2 separate regions of the Homo sapiens genome follow, and region 2 is linked to region 1. The links are chromatin loops, found by intact Hi-C in ENCODE. Cell type or tissue: natural killer cell. All regions are shown on one strand.

Region 1 (8,000 bases):
GCTAGAAGCTGTGAATGAACACTTAGGGGAAAAGTGAAACCACTAACAGACTATCAGAAGAGCAGAGATAAGGCTTTCCTTGTCAGGTGGCACTGATAAAAGGTTCACCTACATTTACTTTGGTGCCTGTGGTGAAGAGCCATTGGTTGCATTTTCAAAGTCCACAATTTTTCTCTGCTCTACACCTTTGCCAAATAAGATTTTATTTATTTACCTTTAAATGACATGGGAAGGATGTCGTTTTAATCTCTTCAATCACTGTCTTTTATTTTTATTTTTCTGAGACAGAATCTTCCTCTGTCATCCAGGCCCGAGGGCAGTGGTGCAATCATGGCTCACTACAGCCTCTACCTCCTAGGCTCAGGTGATCCCCCCCACCTCAGCCTTCTGAGTATCTGGGACTACAGGCACATGCCACCATGCCCAGCTAGTTTTTTTTATTTTTTATTTTGTAGAGATGGAGTTTTTCCATGTTGCCTAGGCTGGTCTTGAACTCCAGGGCTCAAGCAATCCACTTGCCTCAGCATCCCAAAATGCTGGGATTACAGGCGTGAGCCACTGTGTCCGGCGTCACTGTCTTTAAAAGGCAGTTTAGCATCGTGGGTAGAGAGCCTTGGGATAAGATTGTCTGGGATCATATCCCTGCACCACCACATACGTAACTGTGCCACTGTAAGGCAAGCAATGTCCTCTAAGGTAAAATGGGAATAATAATACCTACCTTGTGGGGTTGTGGGGAGATATGAGAAAATGCAAAAATAAAGTGCTTAGCACAAAGTACTTGGATAAGTGCTTCCCAGATACTGGGATAAGTGCTTCCTAGGTACTTGTTCCTGTTATAAATATGACTATTAGAAGCAAAGGAGCAGGAAGGTACTACCAGATGGTCCTGGGCAGCCATGGAGTTACAGCCACAGAGAAGAGGACAAAATGGGCTAAGAGTAAGAAAGAACAAAGAGACTGCATAGAAAAGCTTAACCTTGACCCCCATATCAAACATTAAAAAAGAAAAAAGCTGGCATGATTAATCCCCAAACTTGTGTTAGTACTTGAATTTGGAAATACCTGATCCTGCGCGGTCGGTCTGTCCCACGAAGTTCTCACGGAAGGGGAAAGTGAGACCTGGTTATCGCTACCTATATTGTGAAACTCTGGGTATTTTCTTCTTGAATCCACCTCACAAAGAACCTCTAGCAGGTTTAATACCAATGGAAAAGTCATTTGTGGACATAACAATAATTAAAAAGAAGGAAAAACGAAAAGGGAGGATAGTCTGTTGGCCCATACTGTGTTGATCTGCCTGTTCAAGGTTTTCTGTGGTGTCTTCAGTGCTAATTTGCATTTCAGTTTTAGAGAATAGTTGTTTGGGTAGTTCTGCCTCATTGTTTACATTCTTACTTCTTATTTAATCCTTCTTTGATATTACTGGTTCAGGATTTTAATTCTAACTACATAAATTACCAGACTTAAAAATCAAGATGGGGGCTGGGCAGGGTGGCTTATGCCAGTAATCCTAGCACTTTGGGAGGCCAAGGCAGGAGGATCACTTGAGGCCAGGAGTTCATGATCAGCCTAGGCAACATAGTGAGACCCCATCTCTACAAAAAATAGAAAAATTAGCTGGGCATGGTAGCATAGTCCTATAGTCCTAGCAACTCAGGAGTAAGACTGAGGTGGCAGGATTGCTTGACCTCAGGAGTTTGCTATGATCACACTGCTGCACTCCAGCCTGGGTGACAGAGCCATACCCTGTCCCTAAAAATCATAAAAATGAAAATAAACAAATGAAAATCAATATGATGTCCAAGTAGAAGGGTTCAGGATGTGGCAGACAGAACTCACTACAACCTGTTGTAGGAGGTTTTATCTAGCTCAGCAGTTCTCCAAGTGTGGTCTGGAGACCCCAGAGACCTCCAGCCCCCTTTCAGGGGGCCTGTGAGTCAAACTGATTTTCATAATAATATTAAGATGTTGTTTGTTTTTTAAATTATCTAAGAGTATACAGTAGAGTTTTCTAGAGACTGTATGATATGTAGCCTGAGGGCTCACAGAATATGAGCTTGTATATTTTTATGTTAAAAAATTAGGCCGGGCGCAGTGACTCACGCCTGTAATCCCGGCACTTTGGGAGGCCGAGGTGGGCGGATCACGAGGTCAGGAGATCGAGACCATCCTGGCTAACACGGTGAAACCCCGTCTCTACTAAAAATACAAAAAATTAGCCGGGCGTGGTGGCGGGTGCCTGTAGTCCCAGCTACTCGGGAGGCTGAGGCAGGAGAATGGTGTGAACCTGGGAGGCGGAGTTTGCAGTGAGCGGAGATCACGCCACTGTACTCCAGCCTGGGCGACAGAGTGAGATTCCGTCTCAAAAAAATTCCTAATCTTAATTTTTTCTTAAAATGTAAAGATGAGGGTCTCACTATGTTGCCCAAGCTGGTCTTAAGCTCCCGGCCTCAAGCCATCCTCCTGCCTCCAGCTCTTGAAGTTCTGGGATACAGGTGTAAGCCACCATACTTGGGTCAATCTTTTAATATGTTCAATGTCTGTAGATATATTGCACATTACAGAAATTCTGTGGGGTCCTCAATGATTTCTAGGAGTGTAAAGGGATCCTGAAACCAAAAAACCTGAGAGCTGTTCATCTAGGAGAAGAGCAAGGTCTGACAGTGACTGAATCTGTCTTGGGAGAAAATGACAGCCTTTCTCCATCTCTTCTAAGGACGGTCAAAAAGAATTGGGTTTAAATGACCTCAAGAGCAAGTTAAATTAACTGTTCAGAAGCACTTCCTTCCTGTTTGTTTTGGGAGACCTCTTAAATGTAGAGGTGAATTTGCTTCCCTGGCCCCTTCACAGACAGATGGCCCTGCCATGGGGTTGTCACCCTTTTTTTTTTTTTTTTTTTTTTTACACGCAGCAATAATGGACCTACATCCTTTGGAACATAATTCTATGCATGGACTACCCTCAACAATCCTGTAGTTGGAATCACTTTGTATAAAATGTCTCCCAAAAAGGGCTTTGCAAGTATTCGGTGCAAGTCATGGAAGATTCCCTGACTATTGCAGCCTCCACTCAAGGTGACATTGTGGTGGGACCCTGCCATGTCCCCAGCCATCTTTCCCCAGATGGTGGCTGTATTATAAAGCCATTGAGGAAGGTGAAAGTGTTACTTTCTGAAACAGCTCACTTTCTCCTGGTAGACTGTGTTCATTGTGCGGTAAATTGTGGTTGTTCTATGTCTTCTCTTGTCTTGGCTGGTTTGCTTTCCAGGGCCAGGCACTGTACTGGAGGCTTTGTGTACATGACCTAATTTAATTTGCAGAGTAGTTTTTGGGGGGGAACTGGTTATTTTTGGTTAATATTCCCAATGTGCACTTAGAAAACTAGGACTCAAGATGCCCCAGGTGACACGGTTGAGTGAGGCAGAACCAGGACTCACGCCATTTTTGTGACTTCCGTTCTCTCTACTGTATCATTGAGTCCATTGTTTTATTGTGAGTTTGGGGTGGGGAGTGGTGGACTGAAGACGGGAGATTACTGGGGCAAGGGATAGCTTGCAGGAGTAAAAAGGCAAAGAGTGAGGAGGTGGAATGGATTAGTGGTTAAGAACATGGGCTCTGGAGCCAGACTGTCTGGGCTTAAATTCTTCTCCTACCACTTACTAGATTTGTGACTTTGGACAAGTTACTAAATCTATTTCTTCTTCAGATTTTGAAAATTATGTGCAAGTACTTCTAGAAAAGGTACAATCAAGGCAGGAGGGTTAAAGCAGTCAGTATAGAGGGATCTGAGTGTAAACCTTTGACCTGCTTTAAATCCACTCCAAACTTGAAGGGTTGATGCTTAGTCACACTGCAGAAATTATTCTCAATGTGGTAATGAAGTGGCCGAGGCTACGACTACACATTTTTGAAAGACGTGTTTCCATCACACCTCCCTCCCCACCCATGTGTCACTTCTTTTTTAAAATGATGATGTTACCCTAAAGAAATGGACTTTTTTTTAGGGGCGGCGTGGAAGAAGGCTTGGGTGCATGGAACACATTCATCCACTGGAAAACATGATCAAAAGGTGCATTATCAGCTCATTCGTTCCAGGCACAAATACATAAAAAGAATGTGGCTGATAAAGACGACTGAGATCAGTGTGTGAAGAATGAAAGGAAAAGTGTGCTGCGTCATCCTCATGAAATAGCGGTCTGAAAAAGTATATGAGAGGACTTCCTTGATAAGATTAAATCCCCTGCTCTTTGTAAAACGAGGCTAAAGTTTCTTACTTGCTTCTCCTAACTCTGTGGCTGGGCTCAAAAATGGGTATTGTTTCGTTAAGACTCAGTTTCAGGGCAGCTTCCAACTCAACATTTGCTTCTGTTCCAGAACATTTGTAAAAATTTGATTCAGAGCAGGGAGGGTGGGGAGACCTCACTAATATGGGAAACATATTCACATTTGTAATTTTATATTTATTAATAAAACTATTTGCTTCAGGACATATTAGGCAAGCCAAAGGCTGAATCACATTGATGATTGCCTGTGAGCTTTTACCTTTGAACAATCTCTTGTGGAGCCAACCCTTGTACCTCCGTCTGTGGGTATGGTTTTCCGTGGAGTGGTAGCTCAAAGTGGTTTTATGTGTGATGTTCTCCCTCTAGTGGCCAGTTTGGGTTTGTTGTATTGGTTTGATTTTTTTTTTTCTTTTTTTGTTGTACAAATGATCTCTAGAGTTGGCAAACCTTTTATTTAGGGGTAGTGTGGATTTGGGAAGGCTAGGAGGTATGAGCAAAAAGGGAGGGGGTGCAAAATTTTATTCCATAGGTGAAACAGTTATTCTAAAGTGTTTGTTCCAATTGCTAGCTTTTTAAAGAGGAGGAAGAGAAGGAGATAGAGAATGTGACCTGCAGAGGTGAAGAGAGCTCTGGAATAATTTGTCATCTTTTTACTGTAATCATTTTCTGAACTTCTACTGCTTTAATTAAGAATTATCTCATTTTTAACTATTTATCAAGTTTCTTTGAAAATTTATTATTTTTTAGTTATCAGAGCTTTAATATACCTAGGTAAAATTAGAAACTCAAAGCATAAATAAAATTTGTATAGAAGCTCCTCATTCTGTGAGTTTCTGGTCTTCTCCCATATCCATGCCAATAGGTGACTACTATCAACAGTCTATCTTTCCAGACTTTTAAAAACGTATTTACAAACATTTATACTACATGTATATATGGATATATATTGAATATATATACACACAATTATACACACACAATTATACACACACAATTATACACACACACACACACACACACGCATATACACACACAGAAAGTGGTGGCTCAAGCCTGTAATCCCAGAACTTTGGGAGGCCAAGGTGGGCAGATCACGAGGTCAGGAGTTTGAAAACACCCTGAACAACATGGTGATTTTATATACTAAAAAATGGTGATTTTTTAATACTAAAAAAAATACAAAAATTAGCCTGGCGTGGTGGTGCATGCCTGTAATCCCAGCTACTCGGGAGGCTGAGGCAGGAGAATTGCTCAAACACGGAAGGCAGAGGTTGCAGTGACCCAAGATCGTGCCACTGCGCTCCAGCCTGGGCGACAGAGCGAGACTCCATCTCAGAAAAAAAAAAAAAAGAAAATAATACGTAATATATACAACTTATTTTTTTTATTTCTTCTAAAAAAAAAAACCGGATGCATGTACAGAACGTGCAGGTTTGTTACATAGGAATACATGTGCCGTGTTGGTTTGCTGCGCCTATTGACCCATCCTCCAACTTCCTTCCCTTCACCTCCTACCCCGCAACTGGCCCTGGTGTGTGTTGTTCCCCTCTCTGTGTGGATGTGTTCTCAATGTTCAACTCTCACTTGTGAGTGAGAACATGTGGTGTTTGTTTTTCTGTTCCTATGTTAGTTTGCTGAGGATAATGGCTTCCAGCTTCATCCATGTCCCTGCAAAGGGCATGATCTCATTCCTTTTTATGACTGCATAGTATTCCATGGTGTATATGTACCACATTTTCTTTATCCAGTCTACCATTGATGGGCATTTGGGTTGGTTCCATGTCTTTGCTATCGTAAATAGTGCTGCAAGGAGCATACATGTGCGTGTGTCTTTATAGTAGAATGATTTATATTCCTTTGGGTATATATCCAGGAATGGTATTGCTGAGTCAAATGGTATTTCTGGTTCTAGATCCTTGGGGAATCACCATACTGTCTTCCACAATGTTTGAACTAATTTACATTCCCACCAACAATGTAAACACGTTCCTACTTCTCCACAGCCTCACTAGCCTCTATTGTTTCTTGATTTTTTAATAATCGCCATTCTGACTGGCGTGAAATGGTATCTCATTGTATTTCTCTGATGATCAGTGATGTTGAGCTTTTTTTCATATGTCCATTGGCTGCATAAATGTCTTGAGAAGTGTTTGTTCATATCCTTCACCCACTCTTTGATAAGGTTGTTTGTTTTTTTCTTGTAAATATGTTTAAATTCCTTGTAAATTCTAGATATTAGACCTTTGTCAGATGGGTAGATTGCAAAAATTGTCTCCTGTTCTGTAGATTGCTTGTTCACTCTGATGACAGTTTCATTTGCTGTGCAGAAGATCTTTAGTTTAATTAGATTCCATTTGTCAATTTTGGCTTTTGTTGCAATTTCTTTTCACATTTTTGTCATGAAGTCTTTCCCCATGCCTATGTCCTTAATGGTATTGCCTAGGTTTTCTTCTAGGGTTTTGTTTGTTTGTTTGTTTGAGACGGCGCTTCGCTCTTGTTGCCCAGGCTGGAGTGCAATGGCGTGATCTTGGCTCACCGCAACCTCTGCCTTCTGGGTTCAAGTGATTCTCCAGCCTCAGCCTCCCGAGTAGCTGGGATTACAGGCATGTGCCACCACACCTGGCTAATTTTTTTTTTTTTTTGTATTTTTAGTAGAGACAGCATTTCTGCATGTTGGTCAGGCTGGCCTCAAACTCCTGATCTCAGGTGGTCAACCCGCCTCAGCCTCCTAAAGTGTTGGGATTACAGGCTTGAGCCACTGTGCCTGGCCTCTTCTGAGGTTTTTATGGTTTTGGGTTTTACATTTAAGTCTTTAATCCATCTTGAGTTAATGTTTGTACAAGGTGTAAGGAAGGGGTCCACTTTCAGTTTTCTGCATATGGCTAGCCAGTTTTCCCAACACCATTTATTAAATAGGGAATCCTTTCCCTATTGCTTGTTTTTGTCAGATTTGTGAAAGATCAGATGGTTGTAGATGTGTGGTATTGCTTCCGAGGTCTCTGTTCTGCTCCATTGGTCTATATGTCTGTTTTGGTACCAGTACCATGCTGTTTTGGTTACTGTAGCCTTGTAGTATAGTTTGAAGTCAGGTAGTGTGATGCCTCCAGCTTTGTTCTTTTCGCTCAGAATTGTCTTGGCTATCCAGGCTCTTTTTTGGTTCCATATGAAATTTAAAATAGTTTTTTCTAATTCTGTGAAGAATGTCAACAGTAGTTTGATGGGAATAGCATTGAATCTATAAATTACTTTGGGCACTATGGCCATTTTCATGGTATTGATTCTTCCCATCCATGAGGATGGAATGTTTTTCCATTTGTTTGTGTCCTCTCTTATTTCCTTGAGCAGTGCTTTGTAGTTGGAGAGGTCCTTCACATCTCTTGTTAGCTGTATTCCTAGGTATTTTAATCTCTTTGTAGCAATTGTGAATGGGAGTTCATTCATGATTTGGCTCTCTGTTAGCCTGTTGTTGGTGTAAACGAATGCTTGTGATTTTTGCACGTTGACTTTTGTACCCTGAGACTTTGCTGAAGTTTCTTATCAGTTCAAGAAGTTTTGGGGCTGAGATGATGCAGTTTTCTAAACGTGAAATCATGTCACCTGCAAACAGAGACAATCTGACTTCCTCTCTTCCTATTGAATACCCTTTATTTCTTTCTCTTGCCTGATTGCCATGGCCAGAACTTCCAATACAATGTTGAATAAGAGTGGTGAGAGA
Region 2 (8,000 bases), 170 kb before region 1:
CTTAATTGATAAATAATTTAATTAATAAATAGATGTTAGGGCTCTATAGTTGATCCCTAAGCTCTACAATGGAGCCCCAAGCATCTATTTAATTTAAAAACTTCCTCAGATGATTCTAACATGTGCCTAGAGCTGAGGACCACTAACCACAACAACAAAAAAGAAAAACAAATGTTTATCATCTAAGATACCAAGTGTATTTCAAAGACCTCCTACAATAAACTAAGCTACCTTTGGAGAAAGATACCAAATTCAGGAGGCCTAAAGAAAAAACTAATTTGGGTAGAAAAGCTGCCCTGCCTATGTCTTGTTTTTGTTTTTGTTTTTGTTTTTGTTTTTGAGACAGGGTCTCACTTTGTCGCCCAGGCTGGAGTACAGTGGTGCGATCTCGGTTCACAGTAGCCTGGAACTCCCAGGCTCAGGTGATCCTCCCAACCTCAGCCTCCTGAGTAGCTGGGACTACAGGTGCATGCTACCACACCCAGCTAATTTCTGTATTTTCAGTAGAGACAGTGTTTCACCATGTTGCCCAGGCTGGTCTAGAATTCCCAGACTCGTCTAGAATTCCCAGGCTCTAGCAATCTCCACACCCTGGCCTCCCAAAGTGCTGAGATTACAAGCATGCGCCACTGTGCCCAGCCTGCCTATGTCTTTTAACTCAAAAAACAAGTGCAATAATTAAGAACGTTTCATTCCAGTGAGACATTCAGTGAGGTATCATTAGATACCTCTTAAAGAAGGTATCTAAGAATATCAGCATCCCCAAACGGACAGTGAGATCTGCTGAAATAATGAATGTTCCCTGTGACTGGATCCATAAATACTATTTGTTTGAAGAAATACCTGTACAAATGTAAGACTTTAAACCGAATTAGCACTTGTCAACACATATTCAATAGACAAATTAAGGACCCAGTAAAAGCCAACCCAATCTTGATACTAAATTTATGTATGCATTTTTCAAGTTGTAAAGCTTAGAACTCAAATCATACTCTGAAAAAAATACATAATAAATAAGCCTATTTTGCTTATAAACACACACACACACCAACAACACACTTCAAGAATTTTCAAGTGAGTCAAGGTGACTACTCCAGGAAAGCCACCACCTTACCTCTGAATTTCTTAGGTGGATTGTTAAGGTCCCCGGTTTCTGGCTGTACAACACAACGATCATCAACCAGGCTGTAAAGAAGACAGATAAATGCTCTGTCAAGTGTATGAAAATGAAACTCTTAGCACTATGCAAAAATCAGATATCCCAGGGCTTTTCCTGCGCAACATTTAGATTGCCATATTCTCCTGCCAGGAACTCTTTACACTAGAGGCTTCCTATGCATGGATCTAAACCTAATCCAAAAGCCCAGGGTTCTGTTCTGTGAAGGACACATTAAGGCTACTGTTTTCTGTGGCTCCTTTCCCATAACCATGTCCATGGTAGATCTGAGTATAGCATGCAAGGTGGCTGAAGTCGCGAGACACAGCAAGGGGCTGTTGCATTCAACTAAGGGTAGCTGAGGAGCTGACTTTGTGCCAGGTGAATATGAGCCAGGCCCTTGCTCTTTGGGAGCTCAAGGCTAGTGCAGGAGCCTTAAGAACAAACTGATAAGGAGAATATAATCTAAGGGCTGTAAGAGAAGGAAGAAAAAAAAATACAGCCAGAAGCGAACTGTGCCTGAGGTCATCTGAGAAGCTGCAGACAGAGGAAGTTCTAATGGAACTACTGGAAGATTCGAAATAGATGTTGGAGGCTAGAGGGGAGCGTTTCCAGGTGGAAAGAACCATGAGCACAAACTCATGAAGATATGAAAGGACTGTGGAGCATCAAAAGCAACTAGTGGGGAAAGTACAAAAAATTACAAATAAATAAGCTCACATTACATAAAGACTCAGTATTTAAAGTCCTGACTGCTAAGTCTAACTTGCACAATTCTTTTAGAAGAACCACTTAAAAATATATTTTTGAACAGATGAGGGAACTGAGACTCTGAGAAGTTACACAACTTGTCCAAGCTCCTAAAACTGGTACTGATAGAACTGGCTAATCTTCCAAGTGACCACAGAACTTGCAGTTGTTCCCAGCTAACACACCATGGTTTTCCAGGGTTCCTCCATTCATCTGTGCTGCCTCCTCTCATCCCAAATGCAAGGTACCATTAAATATTCAGCCTTGACCCTTACTGTTCTATTCTCCAAGATTCCCTTTTGCCTCCTCAAGTCCTGCCTGTCTTTCAGGACTCAGGGTAAGAGCCCCACCTTCTCCACAAAGCCCCCCCGACCAAGCTTCTCCTGCGCCAGACACTCTCTGCCTCTCCTTCTCTGTCCTCCCAACCTCACTGACTGAGACTCCAAAGGGGCACCAGGCTACCAGCTCCATGAAGGCCAGAAGATGCCCAAGGCTGGCAGCTCAGTATCTATTTGGTGGGTAAATCAAAGTGTCCATGGTACCCCACCAGCAGTTTGCCTCCTTCAGCTTCATGACACAAGACTTCACTGTATAAACAAGAAGAACAGTGTAGCCAATGGCCTGAGTTCTCATGTAAAAATCAAGAGCAGAATATACATATATAAAACCACCACCTTAAGCTCCTGTAAGTATAGTAATGCCCCCAGAGCTAACATAATGCTTGACAGGGTGGGCTCAGAATCCAAGGTAGGGCTAGGTTAATAAATCATCAAGCCATGGCCAGGCATGGTGGCTCACACCTGTAATCCCAGCACTTTGGGAGGCCGAGACAGGCGGATCACGAGGTCAAGAGATTGAGACCATTCTGGCCAACATGGCAAAATCCTGTCACTACTAGAAATTCAAAAATTAGCTGGGCGTGGTGGCAGGCGCCTGTAGTCCCAGCTACATGGGAGGCTGAGGCAGATGAATTGCTTGAACCCAGGAGGTGGAGGGTGCAGTGAGCCAAGATCGTGCCACTGCACTCCAGCCTGGCGACAGAGTGAGACTCCATCTCAAGAAAAAAAAAAATAAATAAATCATCAAGTTCTCAAATGGGGAGGAAGTGGTAAGAGGAGCCCCAGTCAAGCTCAGATGACAAATGAATTGTAGATGGCACTCTGCCACCTACTAGCGGCATGATCATGACTGTGGCATTTTACCCCTACCGGTCTCAGTTTTTTCATCTGTAAAATGAAAGTTGGTCTCAGGGATTCTTAACGAGGGGGATGTTCATCAGACTTATTGTTTCCAAATATACTGACGCCAGGACTCTGTCAACCCAGCTTACTAAAGCTGTGCTGTAGGATGAGGCCCAAGAATCCTGCCCGTCTTGTTTTTATAAAGAGACAGGGTTCTTGCTATATTGCCCAGGCTGGTCTTAAAAGCTGGTCTTGAGCTCCTGGTCTCAAAGGATCCTCCCATCTCAGCCTCCCAAGTAGCTGGGATTACAGGCGTTAGCTACCGCACCAAGCTGAACCTTTATTTTTAACAAGCTAAAAAGGCAATTCAGAAGCATGCCACTGAGTAGTGTGCACACACACACACTTGCCCTCCAAGATCCTATTGGAGTTCTCAAGTTCAACCAGTAGATGAAGCCATTTGGAGGTAACCACCATCTATATAAATGGGATGGGGCTGGAGTGCTACACAGTGAGTCCCATAACGACTGGCACTCACTCACCGTAGTCCACAACAGGTCCCCCATAAATATTAAAAACAGGAAGGGTTGTCAAACTTTCTTTCCAACCCCATTTTTACACTGCTATCCTCAAATATGTGCAAGCAACTGAGAAAATAAAGTATTCATCTCAAGAAAGTATTAGCAACCCAAAGTTCAAAAAGAAGCCCTCCTCACTTTAAAAGGGCAGGAGGGACTCATCATTAATTTGTTTACAATGTTTGAGGAAAACACTTAAAAAGCACTTCATATGATTTTAAAGAAGAGATGCCCTGGAAGAGAAAGAAGGTACTAAGATCCCGGGGGCTCAGGAGGCACCTGGGTGACTGGGAAATCAAGACCCCCAGGGGAAACATGGGAATAGAGTGGGTTGAGGTTTAACCAGGCATCCAGATAGGGGCTGTGCACAGTCAAGGAGGAGGGAGAGCTGCGGGCAGACAAGGAAGCTGGAAAGAGAGAAGCTGGCCTGCAGAGAGCAACTGCTGGCAGCCCTAGCCTTGGAGTCTGGAATTTTCTGAGCTGTGAAATCTTGGGCAAGTGACTTTGCCTCTCTGAAGCTCAAAAGTTTTGCCTCCACAAACAGCAATGATGACAATGTTCACCATAGACAGTTGTGTGAGGATTAAGGAAGATGTAGGCACAGTATTTAGCATAGTGCCTAGCACACAGCAAATACCCACTGGGCTCATTTAGTGCTTTTCATTTATTACTGTTGCTGTCATTACTGAAAAGAAGAAGAGGGTAAAAGAGTCAACCATAGACGATGAAAACAGGAAGGAGCCAACCATGAAGAAAGGAGGGAGAGTCAGAGGCAGGGCAGAAGGAGGCCTCTTTGCCAAAAGCCACAGAAGATAAATTGTTAAGGGTAGGTCCATAATGGAGAGAGGTCAAATGTAGAAAGTCACTGGATCTGGTGATCAGGCAGCCATGGATGACTTCTTTTTCACTGGATGACATTTGAAACAAAATCTCTCTACAGTGGGAGCACAAGTCTAATTGAGCTATAATTCTGTATCTATAATAATTTGCTCCCTGAGTGTGGAGTAACCTGCATGAGAGCCTAGGAATACTCATTCTGCACAAATACCAGGAAACAAGCATGCTTTAAATAATAGCTATAATTGAAAGGAAGGTCTGGCTGCTGTAAAAATGAGGTTCTTGGAGAAGCTGCTGGTCTTCCTTCCCCCAATTTATTTGAGTCCAGCTCTTGCCAAATTCAACAATGCCGCCCCGGGGCCTCACTACTCCTTTCTACACAAAGACAATATAGACCATTCGTAACTATTTTGGAGTTAACCATCTTGATTCTCCATTCTGCCTCTGTCTGCCTTTGGGACTATTTCACCTCTCATTTCCTCTTCTAGACAATAGGCGTAGGAGGAGACGGGAGAAGATAATCAAATGAGTACATTATGAAATATATTTATACCCTTAAAAGTTGTATAAAGATTGGGAAAAAAGCACAAAAGAGCAAAAATCTGATTTATAGAACTTTATGCAATTTATAATTTTCAAATGCATACAGCAATGTAAAATAGGAAATGTCTGCTTCAAAGAAAAGAGATAGGCAGCCCAGGAGGTTTGGTCTTTGCTTATATTATAAAGGAGTCACTATCTGAAAAGAAGAGCCTTTACAAAACTAAAAAGCACTTCTTTGGGCTCTGCAAATATTCATCTTTACACTTTATTCCATTTAAACTGTATTCCATAGTGGAATAAAGGCACTCTCCCTTTTATATAGAAAGGAAAAGCAAATTTTAATAAACTCAGAATAGTGTCCTAAATAATGAGGTTTTGCTCTTTCAGAAATATACAGAAAATTGTGTTTTTGTATAAGAGGTTAAACTTGGCTAACATGAGATTTGGTGTTTGTGATTTCAACCGCACTTAGAAAGCCAAGTAAAACGGTGACGTTCTTATGTTAGAAAAATCACAGTTTTAAGCTGATGTTATGATGTCTTAAACAAACCGTGCCACACAAGAAATTGCATGCTCTTACCCCAAGGTGCTAATAAATCCATTTGTCGATCCCTCCGCGTACAGAGAACAAATGTCTCCAATATGTAGGAAGCTAGACATTTTGTCAGACATGTCTTTCTTGAAAATCCTAGACAAAGTAAAATATGCAGCATTGTTAGAAGAAAAGAAATGTTCAGAAGGGGAAAAAAGTCACTAAGAGTTGGCTTAGCTCAATTTTCCAAAGCGCCTTACTTAAAAGTCAAATTTAAATAACAGTTTGACAGGCAGGCGATTCAATGAGCCAAGTAAGGACATATGCAACAACACTTTTTCCCCGTATATTATCTAATTTCAGGATATTCCAACCACAGTAACATTTGTTTCTAACAAAACCATGCCTGAATCAGATTCTACAAGTTGAGGACCCTTGATAATAAAAACTGCAGTGAATAGAAAGCCTGCAGGGAACTCAGCCAAGAACGTGGCAGTGACTAGGGAGTTACCTGGAAAGTCTGACTTATGAAACATTAACATATTCAATTTGCTTCAGGGAATGTTAAGTCAGAAGGAAACACCTGGTATAAAAACCTGCTTCTGGCAAGGCCACAGTGCCTGGGCTAAGGTACCAAAGCAACAAAATGACATTAATAAAAAGAAACCTGCCAATAAATACCACAAATTTCCAGCAGCCTTTTAGGCCTTTTCAGAATTCCACAACTGTACGCATGTCACCCAAATGCTACTTAAATGTCTTGCCTTCTCATCCTTCACCAAGAAACACTTCCAGAGGATGAAAACCCTTTAGACAGTACCTGGCCCAGATCCTTCAGTATTTGGGTAAGAATAATAAGGTTCCCTGCCCAGGAACACGCAGCTAGTTAGAGGCAGTCTTAGAAAAAGCTCTTAAGTCTCAGGAAATCTCTACATAGCTCAGAAATCATTAAACACACATACACACACATAAATATCAACAAAAATATTGATGTGACTCCTAGAAACAGCTTTCATCAGGGCCATAAATATTGAGGAGTGGGAACCAATTGTAAAAAGCTAAATTGACAATTAAAAAACAAACTCAGTTATGTGGGAAGACTGTGTGCTGGTGTGGACTGCAGCTAATAGCCCAGTGTTTCCTCAGGCATCTGCTGTGGAGATGCCCAGGGCAACCCAGGTTTTCCCAAAACCCCTCCTCCAAACCCAGACCCCTTTACACCCCTTTCCCCATCAATTTACTCGACTTCCCCTTCCAGAAGCCATTTACCCCACACAGTTACAAGAGTTGTAACAGTGTGGAACGGTATTGTGTCTCCTTCAATTGCTTCCTGGGTGCCAAGTTTTCTTTCAGGAAGAATTATGCAGCAATGATCAGCATGACACCTCAGGAAGCAACCTACCACCTTAGCAGGAATGTCAGTTACTGAAAGCAAACTTATGTTAAAGAACCTCAGTTCACTGCTTATGAGAAGCTGCAGGGAAAAGCTGATTTGTCATCCCCTTCCCTCCCCTCCAACAACCCAGACATTGCAGGAGAGATAAAGAGCATTTCATTAAACATGAACTTATTTATAGAGGGAGACAGCAACTGAGAACACAGAATAAACTCTCAAACAAAAGAGCCAGCATCTCTAGACCTTGAGGGAAGATACACAAATAATGTACAGAAGGACGGTTTGCCAAGTACCACTCTAGAATCATGTCAGTCATTGTTTAATTCTTCGTAACTACATATTTTATATTTAAAGGCAAACCAATGTTTTAAACAGCATCCAGAAAGGCGGCACAAATGGAAAACATCAAGGGGGATTAATATTTCCCTTCTGCGCTTATATTATAAAGCTTTATCTTAAAGGGTCAGGAAGTCAGCATACTTCTAAGACCAATTATTAGAAGACAATTTGTTTGAATTTTGAACCAGACCAAATTTATGTCTGTACACCCTGGCATCCCGAAAGGACACCAGGGAATTTCCAAATGCAGAAGAGCAGGTATGTGCTCCGCAAGAGGACTAGGGCCTTGTCCAGTGTGACTAAGGCTCTCCTTTCAGGATCACCCTTCAGATAAGCATTCAGCCCTAGTGGAGACTAGGCCAGAAAATGCCTGCTGTTTTGTGAACCATCACCGCCACCTGGATACCTTACTGAAAGATTCCAGGCCCTTAATGGGAAGAAGCAGACAATTCAGTGTCCTCGAGTGACAAAGCATGATGTACCCCATGTTGCTTGCAGCTGATCATTGCAATAGATGTCTGGACATTGCATTCCTACAGCACGGTTCTGCATTATTTTCTTTTCTGATAATAATAGCTGGCATTTATCAAGGATTTCTCATGCCCACCATTGTGCTGAGTGCTTTACAAATGTTCTCTTAGTGAATCCTCATGACCACAGCAGGAGGTAGGAACTACCATTATTGCCA

What was found. Peaks named below come from ENCODE experiments on the same cell type or tissue, not always from the same donor. Only the 100,000 strongest peaks of a DNase experiment are listed, where the experiment ranks them.
Region 2: a loop joins it to region 1, with 8 times the contacts of the local background. A loop is called at or near these places in 7 of 110 quality-filtered maps.

The regions. Positions count from the first base shown.
Region 1 is chr3:4,347,638-4,355,637 of GRCh38, reverse strand. It overlaps a transcript of SUMF1 not described here. Among named protein-coding and RNA genes, the nearest start is that of SETMAR, 48 kb to the right of the region's middle. In natural killer cell, CTCF peaks have their summits at 4,460 and 4,660 (motif pointing left); DNase peaks (open chromatin) are centred at 3,917, 4,177 and 4,627; H3K4me3 peaks cover 949 bases; H3K27ac peaks cover 1,127 bases.
Region 2 is chr3:4,514,209-4,522,208 of GRCh38, reverse strand. It overlaps ITPR1 (inositol 1,4,5-trisphosphate receptor type 1), which reads right to left. Exons shown (of 62, transcript NM_001378452.1): 3 at 5,626-5,733; 4 at 1,115-1,185. The coding sequence starts at 5,717. Among named protein-coding and RNA genes, the nearest start is that of ITPR1, 25 kb to the right of the region's middle. RefSeq lists an enhancer at 7,569-8,000. In natural killer cell, a CTCF peak has its summit at 3,068; a DNase peak (open chromatin) is centred at 3,068; H3K27ac peaks cover 1,567 bases.